Linked DNA regions of Homo sapiens: region 1 is linked to region 2. The links are chromatin loops, found by intact Hi-C in ENCODE. Cell type or tissue: MCF 10A. All regions are shown on one strand. Each heading gives the region's core, and the rest is flanking DNA. Links, peaks and the distances in the headings are about the cores only.

Region 1 (11,869 bases), core at 1,795-9,794, 140 kb before region 2:
TGCCTATGTAAAAAGAGGCACAAAGAAATCTGCTGGGATGGGAGGGACTGCAAAGCATCCATCAACATCTGTGTGAAAAGACCCGCCAGGCTCTCAGGAGTTACACTCAAATAATGTGACCCTTCCAGACAGGACAATAAGGAGACAGATTAGACCCTTCAAGCAGTGATTCATCCCCGAATACATGGCAAGAAGGGATCCAGTATGAAGCTTGGACCCTGTGTGTTTGCTTAAGTGTCTGGGCAGCTCTTTTGGTGGCCCTATAACTAGCTAGTGGGTTGCCTATAGTCTCAGGACAAGTTACTAAAGGAGGCTCCAGACTGAGAGATGAAAGACCCAACTGTTCCAGGCACACTCTCAAACTTAATCAAAAGATAAATTCCAGTGCATGATTCGCCCAAGTGCTTACTCGCCCTTTACGAGACCTATCTTCTGACATAGATTTTGAAGAAAAACTCCTAAATATAAGCAGTATAATAAAACAATAAAGCCTATCTTAAAAGGAGCTCACCTCAACAACTAGAGGAAACACAATGTGAAAGTGAGAAAAAATAATGCAGGCGTTTGAGACATGCATCTCTTCTGAGTATGGGTAATCCCTCTCATTACGAAAGAGCTGGAATATAGAACAAGAGGGTCCCTCAGGGCCCAAGGAATGACTACATTACTTATAAAATCTTTAGTGGGCCAATATTTAAATCATCAACTCAATATCTCAAATGCCTCAAGAATAACTCACCCCAATCAGGTAGCTGCCGCCTGCAACTGCCTTCTTCTACTCTTCCAAATTTGCTACTCTTGCATTTGACAGGTTGGGGAAAATGTCACAAGCAGGGGACAGGTCCACATTCCCCTTGGCCCAGGGAGCAGGAAGAACTCTTCTCTCATCTGCTCCCTGTGAACCTCTGGATGGGCTTCTTCAAGGGAGGAGGCACCTCCCTTTGAGCTGAGTGTGCTGTGCTTCTCCTTCCTGCAGATGGAGTCAGGCAGGGAAGGAGCCTGTTTCAGGGCCACGAGCCCCTCTGCTCTTTAGGCAGAAAGACAGGAAAATGAAGCCATAAAAAAACCCATGTTTCTGGAAAATTGGAAGGAAGGCAAGCGTAGATGCTACTATTTTTCAAATATTTAAAAATGCTAACCTGGCCACTAGTATGTGATATTTTTCATACATACAAAACCTAATGAGAAATAGGTTTCTAATAACTTTACCCACTGACAAATGAAGCTTCAACCTCACTCTATCTTTCAGTCAAGTCTGCGTCCTCACTGCTTAGAAGGCAAGGTGGTAAAATGTCCTTTCTTGAATGAATTTATATTCAAGTTGCTTTCCGTCTGTAGCTCCTTGCTGTTGCCTGGAAACAGGAAACCCTTCCCACCTACATGCTTCCTGACTACTCCCCCCATGTCTCCCTCTTACAGTGCAGTGAATGCACCTGGCCATGCTTCTAGATACTGTTTATCTTAAAGAAGAGCTGATTCTTTACAACAGAGCAATGGCAGGAATTTTGCCACTAAGCTGTTTAAGAGAGAACATTGACTAGTCAAACAAATTAGTTCTGAAAACTTGAATTGCTTAGGTAGGAGAACCACAAGAACAACAGCAAAAATGCACTTTATCTAAAACCACTTAAACATGGTCAATGTTAGATACAAATTCATTAAAACAAGTGTGTCAAACAAAAACAGAAGTTGTTCTCAAGGGTTTTTTTCCCCCTACTTCTTTGCCTTATTGATATTTGAAAACCTTACTTTCTTGAGATAAGACAGTACTTCTAATATAGCCCTCTATGCTTGGCCAGGCTCGTCATCTTGGTGAGCCTCCTTACTGCAATACCCACACCACATCAGTCACTAAGCACTTATGGGGTCTACTTATCTACCCTTTGTTCATTTGATATTTTCTTTCCAGTCCCTTTGCTACCACTGAACTTCAGGCATTAATTTTCATTTACGATTACTGCAGCAATAAGAACTACCTTTTACTATTTATTATCAATTGCTTAGAGAATACCATGTGTCAAGTACTACAGAAGCCATTTATATGTCTTACCTCACTATTCATAATTCTATTATTCCTTATGCCTAATAATCAGTGAGGCAGGTACTATTACTTTCCCATTTTATAGATGAGGATACTGAGATTTAGAAAGTTTAAATAACTTGCCCAAGTCATATACCCTTAAAGTAGGCCTCAAATTCTTCTCCTAGTAAGATAGTAGCAGAATATCTTTACTTTCCAATCTTTCCTTCCATTCCCGCCATGTTTTCCCTTTGGAAATGTTCTTTCGACAAATTTAAAACCAAATATGGGTTTACTTCTTAGCTGGGTGAATCATATTGTGATCCACACTCACACCAACAGTACCATATACTGAGTCCACCCCCTCCTCTTTAGAGAAGAGCAGGCATATCAGCGATCCATTTCAGTGTTTTAATAATGAGATTCATGGCAACAAATTTTATGTGCTTTACAGAGATACCACAAAAAATAAATATCTTCAGCCAGGCACGGTAGCGCTTACACCTGTAATCCCAGCACTTTGGGAGGCTGAGGTGGGTGGATCATGAGGTCAGGAGATCAAGACCATCCTGGCCAAGACGGTGAAACCCCATCTCTACTAAAAATACAAAAATTAGCTGGGCATGGTGGCACACGCCTGTAGTCCCAGCTACTCAGGAGGCTGAGGCAGAAGAATTGCTCGAACCCAGGAGGCAGAGGTTGCAGTGAGCCAAGATCGCCCCAATGCACTACAGCCTGGAGACAGAGTGAGACTCCATCTCAAAAAATAAATAAATAAATAAATAAATATCTTCTTGCAATTTAATGCTTATAAAGAGCTTCGGGAGGAAAGAAAAATAGTGCGTTTTGGTCAATCCCTTGTAACCAAAGATATAAGCCCCTAATGTTAAAACAAAAATCACAAAGTAAAAATAACTAGATAGATAGATCAATCAATATTTGGAATCTTGACTTGTATCTAAAAAATATTGAGTGTCAAAAAGTAAATTTGCATCACAAATTTATTGAATTTATAATTTCATCTGATTAATGTCTCACTGCTCTTAGTTCTATAGATTCTTTTAAATTTTGGCTTTCACACACATGTAATATACATTCAAGCTTAACTATACCTTAGATCACACAGAAAAACCTTCTAAGGCAAAACTGAAAATGAGAAACTGCCCAAAGTCAGGGAATTAGGGAGGTCAATAAACCGATGATAATTTTCAGACAACATCTTCTCCAGCTAAAAGAAAAAAAAGCCAGTTATTCATTCAACAAAATATAAGTAGTGTTTTGAAAAAGATATTGAAAAAATCACATTTGTGCCAATACAATCATAAAATAGCTATTTAATTCTAAGCAAATATTAAGGCAAGACTGGATGCCAGTTATAGTATTATAATTTATGAACCACTTCAACTTCAGCATATCACTGGTATTGACTGAGCCCCAGTTTCCCCACATCTGCAAAGATAATAATGGCAACCACTGGTCGTGGTAAAAATTAAATGAGAATATGATGGGAACATTTGGTGTCTTCACATTTTTATTTTTATTTTTCTGAACTAATTTTATATTCCTTGGTTCTTATCACATTTCTTTTTCTCATCACTTTACTTTGAGACAAAGTCTTGCTGTGTCACCCAAGCTGGAAGGCAATGGCACAGTCACTGCTCACTGCAGCCTCGACCTGCCGGGTTCAACTGATTCTCCTGCCTCAGCCTCATAAAATGCTGGGATTACAGGCATGAGCCACCACGCCTGGCCTCAACACATTTTACATTGTCAAACATACAAGAAAGACCTGAAGACAGCACAACTATCATTTCTGGCACACATGCTTCATTTATCTACATTTAGAAAACTTGCTATTTACTAAAACTTTTGAGATACTACTGCCTATTGAAATTATTTAAATTAGACATAATTACCCGAGGAAATGAGTAGAATGTCTGGTATTACATCATCAGATATTGTTAGATATAATTAAAAAAAAAATTCAGCCATGGAAACTATACTTCTCTAAAGCTAAATGCCAAAATAAATGAGCAGATAAAATGCTATCTAACTAAAATATATAATTAGCATTACCCTGCACTTTACTTCTTTTTAGATATCCATCCCCATCAGATGATCAGTGTAGGCAACAAAGGTGACAATATTGCCAGGATTTTTTTCCCTAAATGAAAACCTAAAAAACTCAATGAAAATATAGTCCAAAAACATCTTATTAACTAGAAAAGTGATATAATCAAGCAAACATTGAATAATCAAACTGTCCATAAACACTGGCAACAAAATAAGAGAATGTCAAAAAAATCTGAACTGATATTAATTATTTTCTAAATTTAGTAATAGCTCATCATTTGGTAAACAACTAAACAGTCCATGTCTTTATAAGTTGGTGAAGGTAGAGAGAGGAAAAGGGGAGGACGGTGGAGGATTTTACTATTTTTAATTGAAATTATACAACTAGACAAGTAAAGAAAGTAAATTCTTTACAAGAAACTTTATCATAAAGTTCACTGAGACGAATTGTTTTTAGGCTGGGATTATCCAGGTAATGGCTTTGGTTTTGCCACAAGAATTTCTAAGGGTGGAAACAGCTGTTGCATAATTGCCACCTTTTTGTGGGTTTATGTGATTCTTTGGTTCTAAAACACTTTCCATTTTATCTTCCTTTATTTTTAAGTCTGAAACAATTCTAATGGCCAGTGGTCAGATACTTGGGGTATCAAACCTAACTGGACACTTGGACAGTAACAACAGTTGTACCACTTCACTAACCCAGGAAAGTCCACTTGAGTTGGCTTATACTGCCCTCTACAGCCTTGAGTCATTCCTTCTCAAAAATAAATCAATTTTTATAATGTGGAAGGACAACACAGAAGAGGTCAAGAGATATTCTTCAGCATTCAGTTGCATCTCATTCATAATTACATTTTTTAAAAGTTATAATTTGTAATTAAAATTAGTAATATCTTTAATAATGGTGATGTAAAAGGTGGATTTTACAATATTGCTCCATACCTTTTCACCCATTTTATTCCTTAAGCTCCCAATGAAGAATTTCCTTTACTTCATTTCAACGAATTGAGTGTTTATTATCATATGTGACACTGAGCTACATGTTGAGAGTACCAAAATATAAATAACATGATCCCTCTTCTTCATAACATTCAAAGATCAGCCTAAACTTTAATAGATACTTATCTAAGATATATATTTCCCTGAAATTACATTTCTCAAAAGATCAACCTAAAGTCGCTAAATTGCAAAGAGTGAAATAACCTGTACCCAAATATAACACAATGTTAATCTTGCAGTAAGACGATGCCAGGTTTAAGTTTGGAGCCCCCTATTAGGTGTGTGATATTGGATTACCTACCTAACCTTTCCAGGTCTCAAATTTCTCGTTTATAAAATGGAGATGTTTACAAATCTTAACTTTTTTTTCAGAAGAATAAATGATATAATCTTCCAAAGGTCTTAACCATATTGCCTGCTTCAGAGTGAGTATTCAAGAAATGATAGCTGTTAAACTATTTTTACTATCTATTTATATTTTTCAAACCAAAAATAGAGATACATGGTCTGAACAAACATAAGAATACTTATAAAGAAAAAGATTTGCTGGGAGTGGTGGCTCACGCCTGTAATCCCAGCACTTTGGGAGGCTGAGGCGGGTGGATCACCCGAGATCAGGAGTTTGAGAGCAGCCTGACCAACATGGAGAAACCCGGTCTCCCGGCTAATACAAAATTAGCCAGGTGTGGTGTCACATGCCTGTAATCCCAGCTACTCGGGAGGCTGAGGCAGGAGAATTGTTTGAACCCAGCAGGCAGAGGTTGCGGTGAGCTGAGATCGTGCCATTGCACTCCAGCCTGGGCAACAAGAGCGAAACCTTACCTCAAAAAAAAAGAGAGAGAGATTTTAAATTAGGACTGTCACAGGAAACCAAAGCTGTTTATTTCCTTTAAAATGTACTGAAAATATTTAACAAAACTGTAACTATGTTTAATCTATATTTAGTTTCATTTTTAAAGCCCACATAACATGTTAACAAACACTGTTTGTTTGTTTGTTTGTTTGTTTTGAGACGGAGTCTCACTCTGCCACCCAGGCTGGAATGCAATGGCGTGATCTCATCAGCTCACTGCAACCTCCGGGCCTCCTGGGTTCAAGCGATTCTGCTGCCTCAGCCTCCCGAGCAGCTGGGACTACAGATGCCCGCCAAGCCCGGCTAATTTTTGTATTTTTAGTAGAGACGGTGTTTCACCGTATTGGCCAGGCTGGTCTCAAACTCCTGACCTTGTGATCCACCCGCATCGGCCTCCCAAAGTGCTGGGATTACAGACGTGAGCCACCGCACCCAGCCAACAAACATTTTATTTATTATTTGTACCTAAAAAATTTTGAGTTTATACAAAGAGATACCAGATGATATACTAAATCTTCACGGAGAATGCTTCTTAATCTCCATTAGACATAGCTTGTTTGATTCTTTTTAATTGTTGTTTAGATTTATTCTACGTACACATTAAAGAATCATAACTTTGAAACACTGAAAAATAGTTGCATTGATGTAGGTTAATTATTGTAAATACGATCTCATTCCAATAATGAGGATGTAAGATTGAATATAATATTTTCATTGTTTTCACTTGGTTAATTTATTACTAAACTGGGATAACATTTAAAATATTATATTAGTTGGAAATTTACTTAAAATTTTTAAATAAGCCAAGAAACACATATATTGGGTACACCGGTAGCAAATTAAATGCACAGACTTCTTTTGAAGACAAAATTAACAAAGAGGGTGGCTCACTTAACAATATCTCTTCATGGAATTTTCCTGGATGTTTTGCATTCTTTAAAATGAGCCTTTTAATACAACAATAGAGGTAAATCAGTATATTTTTAAAAATTAGCTTTCCTAGTCATACTTTTAAGATATATAATTTTTATTTGAGGGTTGATAATTTATATGTTACTTTTAAAATCAGCCTGTTTATACATTTTTATATTAAATACTGAAATGATTATACCATATTGATGTTAATTCTAACCTTTTTCTAAAAGAATCTGTAAACATACTAACGATCAGAATGTTACGAAGAAAGGAAACACACTGAGAGTTTACCTGTAATTATAAAGCATTCAGATATAAAGACTAATATGCAATTACTTTTAATACATGAGAATCTCCAATCAGCTTCAGGCATTTTTGGCATCTCTGAAGAATAACAATCCCAGTAAAATAGCCATTTAACACATACCAGTTGTCTCAAGATAATATATTAAATAGAAGAAAAAAGAGTTAATTGCTCACATTTAAAAAAAAATAAATGATTGTCACAAAGTCTTTCGCTGGGAATTCTGAGAACTAACGAAAGGATTACGTGAATATAGCAGACGGGAAAAGTTCAAGAGACAATGAGTGTCCGATGTGGTCACCAGCACACAGTGGTTCTGCTCAGAAATAAATGTACCATCCTAAGCACCTTAAAGAAGGTAACGTACTTTCTGGGTAGTATTTTCAGCCTCTTAGTCTAACATGATATAATTTCCCATAACCTTTATTTACCCTTTCATATTATGTTGTTAAATGATTTCTTCATAAAATAGGTACATTATCCTTTCAGAAAAAGTAAATGCCCTGCACAGTCAATGGCAAGCAGAACTTGCACCAATGGTACCTCACTCAGCTAAGGAATCCCAACAGGTGGATTAAAGTGAACCACATGTGCATGCACATACGTACCACACATACACACATATACACATGCACAGGAACCAAACACTGAGCAGATTTTTAAAGGAATAAAACAGGAGGCTGACTCTCTTTTCGGACTCAGCCCGCCTGCACCCAGGTGAAATAAACAGCCTTGTTGCTCACACAAAGCCTGTTTGGTGGTCTCTTCACATAGACTCGCGTGACATTTGGTGCCGAAGACCTGGGACAGGAGGACTCCTTCGGGAGACCAGTCCCCTGTCCTCGCCCTCACTCTGTGGGGAGATCCACCTATGACCTCGGGTCCTCAGACCAATCAGCCCAAGGAATATCTCACCAATTTCAAATCAGGTAAGTGGTCTTTTCACTCTCTTCTCCAGCCTCTCTCGCTACCCTTCAATCTCCCTCTCTCACTACCCTTCAATCTCCCTGTCCTTCCAACTCCAGTTCTTTCTCCCCTCTAGTAGAGACAGAGACACATTTTATCCGGAAACCCAAAACTCCGGCGCCAGTCACGGACTCAGGAAGACAGTCTTCCCTTGGTGTTTAACCACTGCGGGGATGCCTGCCTGATTATTCACCCATGTTTCATTGGTGTCTGATCACCGTGGGGATGCCTGCCTTGGTCATTCACCCACGTACCCTTGGTGACAAGTCAATTGCGGGGACACCTGCTTTGGCTGCTCACCCACATTGCGTCCCAGGGCTGCTCACCACCCCCTTCTCCGTGTCACTACCTTTCTCTTTAAACTTACCTCCTTCACTATGGGCAACCTTCCACCCTCCATTCCCCCTTCTTCTCCCTTAGCCTGTGTTCTCAAAAACTTAAAACCTCTTTAACTCTTGCCTGACCTAAAACCTAAGCGTCTTATTTTCTTCTGCAACACCGCTTGGCCCCAATACAAACTCAATAATTGTTCTAAATAGCCAGAAAACAACACTTTTGATTTCTCCATTTTATCTGGATGATTTTTGTCGAAAAAATGGGCAAATGGGTCTGAGGTGCCTGACGTCCAGGCATTCTTTACTACACATCAGTCCCTCCCTAGTCTCTACTCCCAGTGCGAACTTGTCCCAAATCCTTCTTCTTTCTCTCCTGTCTGTTCCTTCAGTCTCCACCCCAAACTCTTGAGTCCTTTGAATCCTCCTTTTCTGCAGACCCATCTGACCTCTCCCCTCCTCCCCAAGCTGCTCCTCACTAGGCCAAGCCAGGTCCCAATTCTTCCTCAGCCTCCGCTCCCCCACCCTATAATCCTTTTATCACCTCCCCTCCTCACACCCTATCTGGCTTACAGTTTCTTTCCTCAACTAGCCCTCCCCAACCTGCCCAACAGTTTCCTCTTAAAGAGGTGGCTGGAGCTGAAGGCATAGCCAGGGTTAATGTTCCTTTTTCTTTATCCGACCTCTCCCAAATCAGACAGCATTTAGGCTCTTTTTCATCAAATGTAAAAACTCAACCCAGTTCATGGCTTGTTTGGTAGCAACCCTGAGATGCTTTATAGCCCTAGACCCTAAAAGGTCAGAAGGCCGTCTTATTCTCAATATGCATTTTATTACCCAACCCGCCCCCGACATTAGAAAAAGCTCCAAAAATTAGATTCCGGCCCTCAAACCCCACAACAGGACTTAATTAACCTCACCTTCAAGGTGTACAATAATAGAACAGAGGCAGCCAAGTAGCAACGTATTTCTGAGTTGCAATTCCTTGCCTCCACTGTGAGAGAAACCTCAGCCACATCTCCAGCACACAAGAACTTCATAACGCCTGAACCGCAGCAGCCAGGGGTTCCTCCAGGACTGCCCGCCCCAGGATCTTGCTTCAAGTGCTGGAAATCTGGCCACTGGGCCAAGGAATGCCTGCAGCCCGGGATTCCTCCTAAGCCATGTTCTATCTGTACGGGACCCCACTGGAAATCAGACTGTCCAACTTGCCTGGCAGCCACTCCCAGAGCCCCTGGAACTCTGGCCCAAGGCTCTCTGACTGACTCCTTCCCAGATCTTCTCAGCTTAATAGCTGAAGACTGACGCTGCCCAATCACCTTGGAAGCCTTCTGGACCATCACAGACACTTTGGGTAACTCATAAAGTGGAGGGTAAGTCCGTCCCCTTCTTAATCAATATGGAGGCTACCCACTCCACATTACCTTCTTTTCAAGGGCCTGTTTCCCTTGCCTCCATAACTGTTGTAGGCATTGACAGCCAGGCTTCTAAACCTCTTAAAACTCCCCAACTCTGATGCCAACTTGGACAACATTCTTTTATACAGTCCTTTTTAGTTATCCCCACCTGCCCAGCTCCCTTATTAGGTCGAGACATTTTAACTACATTATCTGCTTCCCTGACTATTCCTAGGCTATAGCCACATCTCATTGCCGCCCTTTTCCCCAGTAATTTTCCACTACCTACCCAAATCCTATAAAACGGCCCCACCCCTATCTCCCTTTACTGGCTCTTTTCGGACTCAGCCCGCCTGCACCCAGGTGAAATAAACAGCCTTGTTGTCATAAAAATAAAAAAAAATTAAAAAAATAAAAAATAAAAAAGGAATTACTCTAAATAAGAAAGACAGTCAAGAATATGCCAAACACACCTCCATAAAATACTGTTAACGTGGTAAGTTTGAGATATCAATATGAGAACTAGTGATCAAAGACTCACTCTTGTAATTAATTTCAACAAGTTCAGTTACTTTCAAGGAAGTAGGATATCAAGAAACTATCAAGGATATATTCTTAAGATTGTTATGAAGGAATTGCTCAATTAAATGAAATAACACGTGAATAAAATAACCTAGTACAGTTCCTGGCACGTAGTTAGCTAAGTTAGGTAATATTATTACAATTATGGGATTTCATCCCTACAACAATATAGGCAGTATAACATTTTTACCACAATTTTGCTAGAAAATTGAAGCTCAGAGGAATCAGGTAACCAGCCACAACACAGTTAATGGCAGAGAAACAAGATCTGAACAGAGCTCTGTGTGATTGTTGGAATCTATACTTGTATCACACACATATTTTACATAGACTTCAAAACATTTGGATGTATCTAAAATGAACCTTGAGTCCTGGAAATGAAACTTTGGGAAGCTGGAAATTAAAAATTTATTTATTGAACTATAAGACTGATCAGACTGTTAGGACACCACTGAAAGAATATCGTTGAAGAAAGAATTATGAGTGGAACCTGGGCCAAGGATTTCCCCAGAATGCAAAAGAAAGAAATAAAGAAATAAATGGTTAAAAAAAGAAAAGTTAGGAGACATAGAGGACAGATCTACCTTCCATCTGTTGGCAATTCCAAGAGGTGAGAATAGAGAAATTGGAGAAGAGGCAACATAAGAAAAGAGCAGAAAATGGTCGGGCGCAGTGGCTCATGCCTGTAATCCCAGCACTTTGGGAGGCCGAGGGGATCACAAGGTCAGGAGATCAAAACCATCCTGGCTAACACGGTGAAACCCCGTCTCTGCTAAAAATACAAAAAATTAGCCAAGCGTGGTGGCGGGCACCTGTAGTCCCAGCTACTCAGGAGGGTGAGGCAGGAGAATGGCGTGAATCTGGGAGGTGGAGGTTGCAGTGAGCCGAGATTCCGCCACTGCACTCCAGCCTGGGCGACAGAGCAAGACTCCATCTCAAAAAAAAAAAAAAAAATAGCAGAAAATAGAGAATCTGACATAACTGAAGAACATGACTCCAACAGCCTCCACATTGAAAGGAGGCTGCCAATTGGGATAAATTAAAAACAAAAACACCTAAAACATATCAATGAAAAATTCTGAGTAGCAAGGATAAACAGAAAACCTTAAAAACTCTCAGGAAAAGAACAAAAGATTATACACACAAGAAGCACCAAACTTCCTTTTAACAATAATCCAGGAGATGTTTTCCTTTTTTTTTTTTAATCAACCTGAGAGGTCCAAGAAAGAGAATGGAGGAGAATAAGAGAATACTCAAGTTCTCTTGCTTAGGGAGAAGCTACAAATACCTATAACTGTAGATGTTGTGAGAAAAACATGTTTAAATACGCATGTTAATAATATAAAGGCAACCACAAAATAGAAAGGAATGTATGCTATTCAAACCAATAGAGCAAATAAAGAGTAAAACAAAGACAACTTAATCATT
Region 2 (11,869 bases), core at 1,672-9,671:
TCACAGTATCCCCCTGTTGGTAGACAGGGCAGTAGAGATATACCTGTTTCACAAAGGATTTAGCCACAAAAGGACAGAAGTGATGCAAGGTCATAGAGCTGGCAAACTGAAGAGTCAGGATTTGAATCCAAATCATCTGGCTCCAAATATTTCCAATATATTGTGTTACCTCTCCTCATTTAAGTTAATACAATTATAATGGTGATAACTACTGAGGTAATTCAAGCAATTTATCTAGGGGTCTAAATTACTCAAATAATCGACTGGATATTTTTGGTTGCTTTGCAAATTGAGACACAACCCGAGTGTCAATGAGGATTAAAAGAAAAATAAATAAATAAAACTGCGTTTCCAAAAAATGATATGTTTATATCCCTTATTTCTCAAATCTGTACTCTAAGAAATGCTTTTTGAGCCAAAAGTTCCGAAAGTGTTTTTGTTGGAGAATATAATCTCTTCTCTGAACTACAGACTTCATTAATTCTCCATAGCTTGCTATATTTCCCATTGCTTTCCTTAGAATGAAAGAATCTAGAGTTCTAGATTCTCCTCCCTGGTGATATACAAAGTCTACTTTAATGATATTAAAAAGTATATTAAACTATACCTATTATCTCACAAGCATTCTTTCTAATTACCTTGTGGTGAGCATATAAACATTACTAATATATCTAAATAAACAGACATATAAGATAGTCATGGTATTATTATATTAAATGCGAAATAAACCCTTCTAGAGATGCAGATTCCTTATCATATGAGATCAGTTTGTTAATTTGAGACCATTTGTCAAGGAAGTGGTCCATGGGTATACCTATTTGTGCTCCAGAGGTTCTGTAAATATTTATCAATTACCTTTTGAATTTTGCATAAATATACACAATGTGCTTTATTCACTAAAGAGTTGACCTGACATGGAAAATTTATTCAAGCAAAATCTTTAAGTGGCTAGTCTTGGGACACCCTCATGGTCCCGGATGGTACAGAAAACATTTGCCCACTCATAAGCTTCTAGCAGTATGAAATTGTGCAATAAGTACAAGTGGGGAGGTTGGATAAAACAGGACTCCTCTACATGTCTGGGAGGCCATTCCTTGGCTCAGAGTCTGACACATAATGGATGCTGAAAAAATATTTGTTGAATAAATGAATGAATGATCCAGTAGCTGTTTTGAAGGCCTTATCTACTCTATTGCTCCATTAATTGTCTCTAACCCTCAACAACTTGTACTGTCACCAATGGGGAAGAATGTAGGGACCTCCTTCCCTAATAAATGTAAACAGCATACATACAATTATAATTTAGCTAAAAGCATTAATACAAATGGAAAGAGCAAATACAGGGGTTGATTGACAAAGTGACTAAAGCTGATACGAGCTCACCAAAAGGAGAGACAGAAGGTTGAACTGTGATAAGCTAGAACTGGAAGGTCCTGGATCCATGGATATTTAAACTATTTGCTCAGTTCAGTTTAGAACAATTCAACAGATTCTATGTGTTGGGAACTGGGACATAGTGTTAGGTCCCCGGATTACAAGGTGTCTGAAAGTCAGGAAACAGTGTGTACTTATATTTAAACATTATTTTAGTTACATTTTCAAATCTGCTTAGTATGTTTTTCCTCATTCTCCAGAAAAGTTTCCAGAAGTTTAAATACCTCTAAATTTAAAGTAATGGGGTAATGTGAAAAAGTATAATAAATACACTATGTTTTCCTCTGTTTTCAGATTTTTTTGACATTCCGTAGTATATGACAAATGGACATATTGCTTTAAACATACTGAAGGTATTATTTGAAAATGTAACATTCTATTTAAAGTAAGTTTAGCCTCTTTCCTAAGTTTTCAGATACACTAAACAAAGTTTACATAGACAGATTCCTCAGGAGCTCTAGTGAGAAGAGAAGGATATGGAAAAACTCCTTATACAGATTAAGGATATGGAAACAACTCATTATACAGATTAAGAGCCATAAAAGAGACTATGTAAGGAACAGAAGAGGTCTGCTGCACAAGCACGAGGTTATTGCTCTGTGGGAGGTAGCAGAGGGTCAGGAAAATTCACATGTGTGGTGCTGTCTGAGCAGAGTTTTGGGAAATGAATGGCATTTTCCAAGAGACAGGTGTGGAAGGAAGGCCAGGCAGAGGATGGGAATAATGCAAGAACACAAAGCAGGGGACAGCACTATATGTGCAGAGGACTACAGCGTGTTTAGTATTGCTTAAAGTTTGATGAGAGGCAGAATTGTGGGTGATGAAAAGTAGTAATATCATGTAATATTTTATCTGCCTTCTTCATAAGTCTAATTTTAATTTTATCCTGTAGAATGGATGGGAGATCAGCAAATGATTTTAGGTAAAGGAAATAATTTGCTCAGAGTTGTTGAGAAAAGGCAGTAGTCTGCATGGTTCTCTCTTTCTTTCTTTCTTTTGAGAGAGGGTCTCTCTGTTGCCCAGGCTGGTACACAGTGGTGCACTATGGCTCACTGCAGCCTTGACCTCCTGGGCTCAAGCAACACTCCCATCTCAGCCTCCTGAATAGCTGCACTACAGGTGCACACCACCACACCTAGGCCGGAGTGCAGTGGCATGACCATGGCTCACTGCAGCCATGAATTTATGGGTTCAAATGATCCTCCCACCTCAGCCTCCTGAGTAGCTAGGACTACAGGATGCACCACCATGCCCATTTTTTTTTCTTTTTGCAGAGATAGGGTGGGGGTGGGGCTGGGGGTTGCGGGGGGGGGAGTGATGGATTGTCTGTGTTGCTCAGGCTGGTCTTGAACTTCTACTATCCTCCTGCCTTGGCCTCCCAAAGTGCTGGGATTACAAGCATGAGCCACCATGCCTGGCCCCCATTTTCCTTTATAATATTAGCGTTCTTACCAGGTAACATGAGCAGAAATGAAATAATCGAGTTTCACACGGTTTCTCTCTCCCTCTGGGAGAGAAACTAGATTAACAGTCAAAAATCCAGAAGGCAAGCAATTTGAAGGGGAAACTAAGGATAATCAAGATTTGACTGTACACTTTTTGTAACTGTTGAATTATTTACCTTCTTTGACTCCTCCTGGACTGAGCCAATGTAGTCTGGATAGTAGAAAGGACCTTAGCCAAGAAACCAGGAACAGCCTCTCTGAATCTCTTTCTGCAATTGTGTGTTTCCAGAAAAATTGCTTCTTTGAGTTTGTTTTCTGATCAGGAAAATGAGGAAGTTTGATTACATCAAGGCTTCTCAAGTTCTAATTCTATCACATTCACCTAAGGTGGTTCCAAAATATACAGATTCCCAGATCTGACTGAAGGACACATTGTAGAGGTTGGGCTGAGGTCTCTGTATCAGACTGGGCGTAAAGTGTAATGTCCTGTCCTGCCACTTATTAACTGGGTGACCTAGAGTAAGTTACTTCATGACTCGTATATTTCTCATAGGTAAAGCAGGGATGATAATATCTCTACTTCATATGTCCCCGGGAGGGTAAAATGATAGAATCCTTTTTAAGTAGCAAGTATATTGCCTGTCACATATTAATCATTCAACAGATGTTATATATTATTTGTATAGCCCACAGTATTCACTGTGTGTGTGTGTGTGTGTGTGCGCGCGCGCGTTTGGTGCAAGGTAGACGATCCATAAGTATCTGCTGCGTAAATAAAAGTTGTTTTTTTTTTTTTAGCAACTTCTTTTGTTCTCAGATCTGAAATGATTAGCCCAGGAATTACTTCCCTAAAAAGGTAAAGCTAGTTTGAGAGAACTGCTTAAATGTGGCGCTCAATCTTTGCTATCTTAGACTGAGAGCCTCATGATAATTAAAAAATAATTTAAAGATGAAAGTCCTACTAGAGTGGGCGAGCTGATTACGAAAAGGAATGAGCCTCAGAGACTGTTAGCCGGATCCAGCCGGCCACTGCGTAATCCACTCCAGTGACTCTCACCTAGGTGCGCATCTCCATTTTATCTCACAAGATGCCGTGAAATTCTCAAAGTCATTGTAACTACAATTGATTTTGAATCACAAAAAAAGCAATATTCCATTTTCCGTGTTGTTGACCAAGCAGAAAACAGAACGTAACTTTTAAAACGCTTGAAAATCAGGGCTATCAAAAATAGAGAACTTCTATTCGCCATGAACTCGCTGATGCAAACAATCAACGCACACTGAACCGTGTGTTTTTCTGGGTGGTGGTGGTCCCTCGCCAAATAGTCAGCGTTTGGTTCTCCGCGTCTGTAGCGAGAGGAGTTACAGTTTGGTACCGGCAGGGAGGAAATCGCCTCGCAATCTCTGGAGGTGGCCTCCTAGAAAGATCGCCGGGAGGGGAGGAGCCCCGATTGTCCTGGAAGAAAAGCATGGCCCCATCCGGGAAGTCACAGCTTGCCGGGAGCCCAGGGCTGGCGGCTCTGGGTCCTGGAGGTGGCAGACGGCGGAGCAGCCGGCCTCGTAGCCCGGGCCTGCGCGCCTGGCAAGGGGCTCAGTGTGTGCGAGTGAAAGACGCACACCGGGCGGACCTGCGTGGGCTTCGGCCTCGCCCCGCCGCGCGCGGGGTTGCGGCTGAACCTGACCAGGGCTCATCCCTGCCCGGCGAGGGTAAGGGCGGCCCGGGATCCGCTGCTGCTCGGATGGGAGCCGCTCGGGGCCGGGATCCCTGGGCCTTGCGGGGGCGCGGCAGCCCCTCCCCCCGGAGCCCGCGCTTCCGCCCGAGCCCCGGCGGCGGCGGCGGTGACCGTGGCCCCGCCGCGCCTTCCGCCTGGGAGCTGCCGCCGCCCGCCCGCGCCCTTGTGCACCGCGCCCACAGGCCGCGGGAACCCAGAGCGCCCGGGCCCAGGGGCCTCTGCCGCGCGACTGAGACGCACTCCGAGCTGGACGTGTGGAAGGTTCGGCCAGCTCGGCGTTTCGCCCCCGCTGGGGATGGGCCACTGGGCACCTGCAGCCACCCAAGAGCGGGGAGTTGGCCGGGCCCTGGCCAGGGGCCGCCGCCACAGCGTACTGGCAGGGAGAACAGAGCTAGCTAAGCCTCCTTCCTCTCCCAGATTCCCAGGGAAACTGGACAGCCCGACGCCCAGAGCGGACGGGCGAGAGCCCCTGAGGTGCCAAGTGGACCCCGGTTCTGCTGCTGCCACTGGCCGATTGGGGACGCCGGCACTTGCGCTGTGGGCGTGTGGTGGGGCATTTCCGTTATCCTCTCGAAGACACCCCGCCACTATTCCTGCTCAAACAAGCACAGTCTGGTGTGCAAGCCGACCGTACCTCCTCCCCTCCCTCCTTTCTTGCACGCACCTTCGTTCGTCTATCTATTCTTACCTTCTTCCCCAGAGCGCCAAGACAAATGTGGACAAGAGTGAAGAAGTTAGGATACTGCCAAGTGTGTGTGTATTGGGGTGGGGGGGTAGTAATAAGCGGGGAGAAAGTGATGAAAATAAAATTAGAAATCCCAGAGTATGTAGCAACACACACACACACACACACACGCACACACACACGTTCCCAGCCTGTTAGCAATCTTGGCTATGTCCAAGTGGAAGCAAATTTTAATGCTCGGTCTCAGAAGAAAATTTCACATATACAGGCTTCAGAGGTAACGGGGTAACCGATAGCTTCCTTTTACTTCTCGGCATTTATTTTTGCTTTTCTGAAGCATAGTCCTATGTTTATTAAAGGGACCACAGGAGTACACGCTGTTTGAAAGCCATTCCTGGACACCACTGAGGCCGGCTTCCCAGGGAGCCTTTGTCGCCTCTGCAGCAGAGGTCACTGGACTCTCCTCAAGGTGTAATGTGAGGGAACAGGTGCCTCGGGGGCTTGGGAAAACACCACGCTGTGCTCTGATGTGTGTCCCCATCCCGGGAGAAGGCAAGTGCTTTGCATAAGGACCAGATGGGTTGCTGAATAGGGAGGTGGAAAACAAATAGACCCTTGGGTGTATCTTGAACCCCTTCAACACCCCCCCTTCCCCACTCCCCGCCTTCACCGAAGCAGTGTCAGAGTCCTCTTCGATCCAGCATGCTCTCCTACAATGGCGAAAAACTGCATTAAAACGAGGCAGTCGGAGCTGACTGCGGAAACCCATGTTCTTAGAGAGTCGTCTGGCTACTGCGTAGTCCTGGAATATTCTTTTTTTCAAAAGGCCTCTTCCAGTTGATTCCAACCGGGTTCGGGTTATTGTTCTCACCACCGATAGGGGGCAGCAGGTGTCCTGCGATGCCCCGGGGATGTGCGCGCAGACTGCCCTGCTGTCCCCGGGAATCCGACTACACTGAACGTTTGGGGCAGAAGCAGGAGCTGCTGCCTCTAAGTCCACCGCAGCAGCTGCCGGGACTTGGGCCTCCCAGCCTGGGCGCCTGGGGGGGGCTTGCCCTGTGCAAAGGGTGGGCGAAACCATCTGTGCACCAAGCCTGCCCCTAAACTTAGCGTACAGCATAGATAAATAAACTCAGTTGTATGCAAATGCTATAATTAAAATATACAGTCATTTGAAAGTACTGTAGGCTCTATTGGAGTTTTTAATTGTTTTTGAGTTTTCTCAATCAGTAGAGAATTTAAAAATACGGCTATCACAGTCTGTTTGGAGGGTGGTGGTCTGTTACGTTGAATTTTAAAAGGGCGTCTGTCCCTAGAAGTTGGGAACTACTGATCCACAGAATCGTTTGATAACCGTGGTAAAGATTCCGAGGCATCTCGGAAGGGAAACTGGGAGGACTGAGCTAGTCCTAGCAGGGTGTGTGTCCGCCCGCGCCGCGAGGCGTGGGCAACACAGCCCCATCCCGGGAGCGCGGAGCTATGGCAGCTGGGATTGGTTCAGATCGAGAGTCCTGAGGGGCTGGGATTTCCTGAAAACCTACTTCACTTGGTAAGCCAGAGCGCTTGAGTTTTCGGAATTCCCGAGGAAAGGTTCTATATATTCTCCAAATCCACATTTTCTCAGATATAAGCACTTTTTCCCTAAATTAAAAATATATTTGGGGTTTGTGGAGCAGTAATTTTTTTGGAAGAAAGAAAAATCCAATGTAAAAATGTAGAGACTAGCTATTATAGTCATCTCTAAATAGATTTTTGAAGTGATAACGGCTAAATTATCCAAATGAAAAAAAATGTGTAATAGTAGTAACAAGGCTGTGCCCCTACTTTATGAATCTCACGCACAATTAAAAACTCTAATCCCTGAAATACCTTTGGAAGGGAGGGAAGGATTACAGACTAATTATAGGATTTATAACACAACACTAAGATGTTTTCATTTTATTACAATAATGAACAAAACATTGATGATATCTACTTTTAATGTAATTCTTCCAACATCATAACAGATTTTAGAAATGCAACCATAACCACTAGAGAAGGGAAGAATTTCAATAGCACACTAAATTGTCAGAAATTTCATTAACATGGAAAGTTCATATCATGATGTCAGAATATAGACTCTCTTCAAATTAATGATGAATACTAATTAAAGTCAGAACATTTGTAGGAAAGTATAAAATCTGTATCTGAGAGGGGAGAGGAGGAATTAGAGGAAGGAAAGGTCAGGGAAGTAATGTGAGTAAATCTGAGGGGGAGGATTTCCATATTGGGTTCATGATACTAAGAGAAACCAGAGGCCCAGCTGCTTCTATGGATAGCCCTACAGCTGTTGAACCGTGGGACAGAGGTCACTATGGCATTTGAGAACACAGATTATTCTTTGTGCCTAAAGATAAACCTGAACAATTTTTAAGTTTGTCAGGGACCAGCACTGTTCACCTTCAAATGTGTTGAAGGACCTGCACACTGAGCATGGGCAAGTTTTAGTCCATGTTTAAAGGAGCAAAACTATACCAAGGACCAATCACAAAAGTGTCTTTTACATTTTTTTGCCACAAATTGGCAAAAATATGAAATAATTTCAATATTGAAAGCAGTCTATGGATTTATAGCACAACTTGGTTTATTTGCTGAATAATAATGTCTATCATTTCCTGTGCCACATACCAGCTAAGCAAGGTAGATATGATTAGCTCTATTTTACATATAAGGAAACTAAGGTTCAGTGAACTTGATCGACGTGCCTACATTTACACAGCTATTAACTGGAAGGCCATTTTCTGATTTTAGAGCCCAGGCTTTTTCATTGTCTCACTGCAAACCCTAAAACTGCATGTATCCGTATAAGGGATTCAAACCTTGGATTCTCAGATATCTGATCACTGAGCAAAAATGGGAAAACTTATTTCTGTCATGATTTGAGTGACCAAAAACCAAAAGCTAAATTCAAACAAAACCAAAACCTACAGGCCACAGAGGATCTCAACCTCGAGTTTCTATATCCCAAGTGCTTTTTGGAAGTAATGATGGGGTGGGGAGGAATCTACAACCTAGTTTAAATTTTCAAAAATCTAAACAGATATTGCGTGATTACTGCAGAAAATTCTATTGTTTTTGCTTTGCCTGGCATTGCATAAAGTCAATCCAAAGTAGGAAAATAAATTTACTGTTAATAAATGTAGTTTGTTTGCTAGACAATATCTTTAATTATATTAGGTCCATGGAAGGGTTGGAAAATGATAATAATAAATGTTAAAAGGGAGGCTTTGGACATGGAAAAGAACCACTGATACTTGGCAAAATCTCGTATATTTATTCTATGTGTTATTAGTTCTGCCACTTAATAGTAGGTCTGTGATTATGAAGGAGTTGTGCTGCATTTAAGGATTTTATATTGCATTTCCACAAATATAAATGTTACCTGAAGAACACTAGTGTAAATTGGCCAACTCTAAATAATCAACACCATTCAGTCTGGGTCATAAAGCGCTGGAGGAGGAAGGGTGTGTTTGGAGATTATGAAATAGCAGGTCCCAGAGAACAGTTTCTCTAACTTCTCCTGATGGCTGCTCTTTCTCTAGTCCAGTGATTCTCAAATATTTTCGTCTTAAAGCCCCACAAAGCTTTTGTTTATGTAAGTTTATGAGGATTGCATCTATTGATACTACTGTATTAGAAATTAAAATTGGAGAAATGTTTAAAATATGTTACTTGAGTTACTTAATTTATAATAATGACAAGGCCATTACGTATTAACGTAAGTAACACATTTTAATAAAATAATAAGTGTTTTCCCAAACAAAAATTTGAGAAAAATGTTATTTTATATTTTGGAAGTCTCTTTAATATCTGGCAGCTGGATTCTCATATTAGCTTCTGCATTTTCATCTACTGTGACATGTTGTGTAGGTTAAGTACATAAGAAAATCTGTCCCCAAAGAGAAGCATCATTGAAGAAAGGAGTGTTTTCAGATAATTGTGGATAGTCTTTAATACTACTACAAAATCCTTCAAATGATAATTTCAAAAAAGTTAATTGCAATGGGGAATTTAAGTGCATATCAATAAACTTTTCATATTCTGTTACATTAAAACCCACTGGTCTATTGCTTGGATGTTTTACGCAAATCATAATACAGTGAGTGATTTGTAACAGCATGTAATGGTCACTGGGAAATTATTCCTTCACTGAATTATGCAGCTCTTCCAAATGTCTATTTCATTGTACAATATCAAAAATATCATATTCATTAGTTGTATTTCATCAGGAAATATTTTACATATTAGGATATGAATTTTCCAATATTTTAATTTTTACTTGTAAGTTCAAATAATTTTATCATTGGTTAAAAAAAATCTTGTCAATTGTTTTCCTAGAAGTGACAGGCTCACTTTGTTTATTTCTGAGAAAAAAAATCTGCCAAATATTCGAGTCTGAATAACCACAATTTGTCTTGTCAGTCAGTTGTTCTTTCAAATAAAAATGCTATTCTATAAAAAAAGTGACTAGTTCAACTTGAAACTCAATTGCACTAGTGCTTCTCCTAGACAGCCCTCGTACATCTGTGTGTAATAGAAGCACTTTACGTATCATTTCTATTTTGTCCCACAAAATATTAAAAAGACATACCCTAGAGGGTCAGGATTTAATAAATTTAGTCAAATACCTTTTTTTTTTACTGCTTTATCCAGTACATTCTTGAGTGAAACTGACTTTTTTTTTTTTTTTGCTACAATTTGATTCCACTTCCTTGCTTTGTGCCAAGACCACCACAGTTTCACCCAGCATCAGTGAAAACACTGGCAAAGTGAAAAAGGCAAATATCACCTTAGTACTTTAAAATAGTTCTAGCCTCACAGAACCCCTGAGTCTCGAGGACCTCCACAGACGCTTTGAGAACCAGTGCTCTAGTCCTACAACAGTTGTTATCTGGGTCACTCACTTGCTACTTGACTACATGCTACCTTATGTTGTTACTTGTCTTCTGCTGCCCACAAATCTAACCTCCCTAATTAGGAACCGTATTATTTATGTATGTATCCTGAGGATGGTTGAAGTGCATGGCAGGCAGTACAACTACAGTTTTTTGATGACTGATTGACTGACACATTGGAATTAGTGGTTCATGTGCACTCTTAGTTTATCGCAGATCACATCCTAGCTGGTTTTGCTTTTTTACTTATGTTACCAAGTGAAGAAATACATTTGGGGGAATATATTTATTCTGAGGAAGGAAAGGGACATTCGTCATGATACGTTATTATTTTTCCAAACAGATATCATCATTGGAAGCCATGTTTGTTTGTGTTCTATTTTAGCTATTCCATTGCTAGTACAGGAAACAACTTTCCATACCAGTGGATGAGAATTTGAGTCCAGTTTGTGATGAATTTAAAATATGACAGTCATGAATGCCACCAGAGGAATGGCTTCTAATAGTAAAGGGCTTGTCCAATTTGTACGGCAAGCTGCAAAACACAGCTGAAATTTGGACAGTTCATTAGTTTCACTCCTTGGGGTCATGCAAGACTTCTTAAATGTGTGAGGAAGTTCTGTTGCCTGTGAGGTCACAAATCAATCTACTATAAATAGCAATATGCCTGTATTTTTTTCACTTTTCACACTCTTAGTCTTTACTATTAGAAATTGTATAGTGGCAGAATCATCCCTTAATCCAGCAAGGGGAAGTGAAATTATGCAGCCAATTGATTACTGGGAGCAATACCTCATTTTCAGTGTAGGAAATGACTTCCCTTTTTGCAGATGAATTTGCTAAGAATAACTTAACAGATATGTGACTCAGTGATATTAAAGAAGGCCAAGAAAGTAGGTAAGGATACACAATTTACATTCTTTTAACATGATTAAAATTTAGATTTGAACTTGCTGAGTACTAGGTGTATTCAGGCCTATTACCCTAAAGTAGCATGTCCGGTGACAATATTTCACTATTAACCCCTTCCAAGAGGAGATATGTCTAACAAATTAGCATCTAGATACATGTGCTAGTGCAACTGAGAAACTTGAATTTGAATTATAATTTAAATTTTAAAACAGATTCTCAATTAGTCATTAAAACAATTATGTTTGGAAAAACTTGGGTATGTTAATCTACTTTTTCAACAGTAAATTTTATGAAATCTAAATACTGATCCAGTACTTCCAGTGCAAATTTAGCAACCAAATTGAGATGTGCTGCACATGTTAAATTCACATCAGATTTCAATGACTTAATATGATAAAATGGATAAAATGTCTCAATAATCTTTATACTGATTATATTTTGAAATGGTAATTGGATATATTGGGTTAAATAAAATATGTTATTAAAATTAATTTTGCACATTTCCTTTTACTTTTTTAAAATGGTGGCTACCAGATAATTTAAAATTATGTGTGAGAGGCTGGGTGTGGTGCCTGGCCCAGCACTTTGGGAGGCTGAGGTGAGCGGATCACTTGAGTTTGGGAGGTAGAGGCTGCAGTAAGCCATGATCATGCCACTGCACTCCAGTCTGGGGATGGAGTGAGACCCTGTCTCAAAAATAAAATAAAATAAAAATAGTAAAATAAA

Evidence for each region. A loop is a pair of places that touch in the nucleus more often than their neighbours do. Peaks named below come from ENCODE experiments on the same cell type or tissue, not always from the same donor. Only the 100,000 strongest peaks of a DNase experiment are listed, where the experiment ranks them.
Region 1: it touches region 2 in a loop (6-fold over the local background); 2 of 110 quality-filtered maps call a loop at or near these places.

The regions. Positions count from the first base shown.
Region 1 is chr3:107,567,792-107,579,660 of GRCh38, reverse strand. All of the region lies in intron 2 of BBX (BBX high mobility group box domain containing), which reads right to left. Among named protein-coding and RNA genes, the nearest start is that of BBX, 51 kb to the right of the region's middle. In MCF 10A, for the core only: a CTCF peak has its summit at 4,822 (motif pointing left); a DNase peak (open chromatin) is centred at 4,800.
Region 2 is chr3:107,424,390-107,436,258 of GRCh38, reverse strand. LINC01990 (long intergenic non-protein coding RNA 1990) reads right to left here and starts at 5,329. Exons shown (of 3, transcript NR_110039.1): 1 at 5,301-5,329. RefSeq lists an enhancer at 4,134-4,323 and a silencer at 4,534-4,783. In MCF 10A, for the core only: a CTCF peak has its summit at 6,168 (motif pointing right); DNase peaks (open chromatin) are centred at 4,328 and 6,188.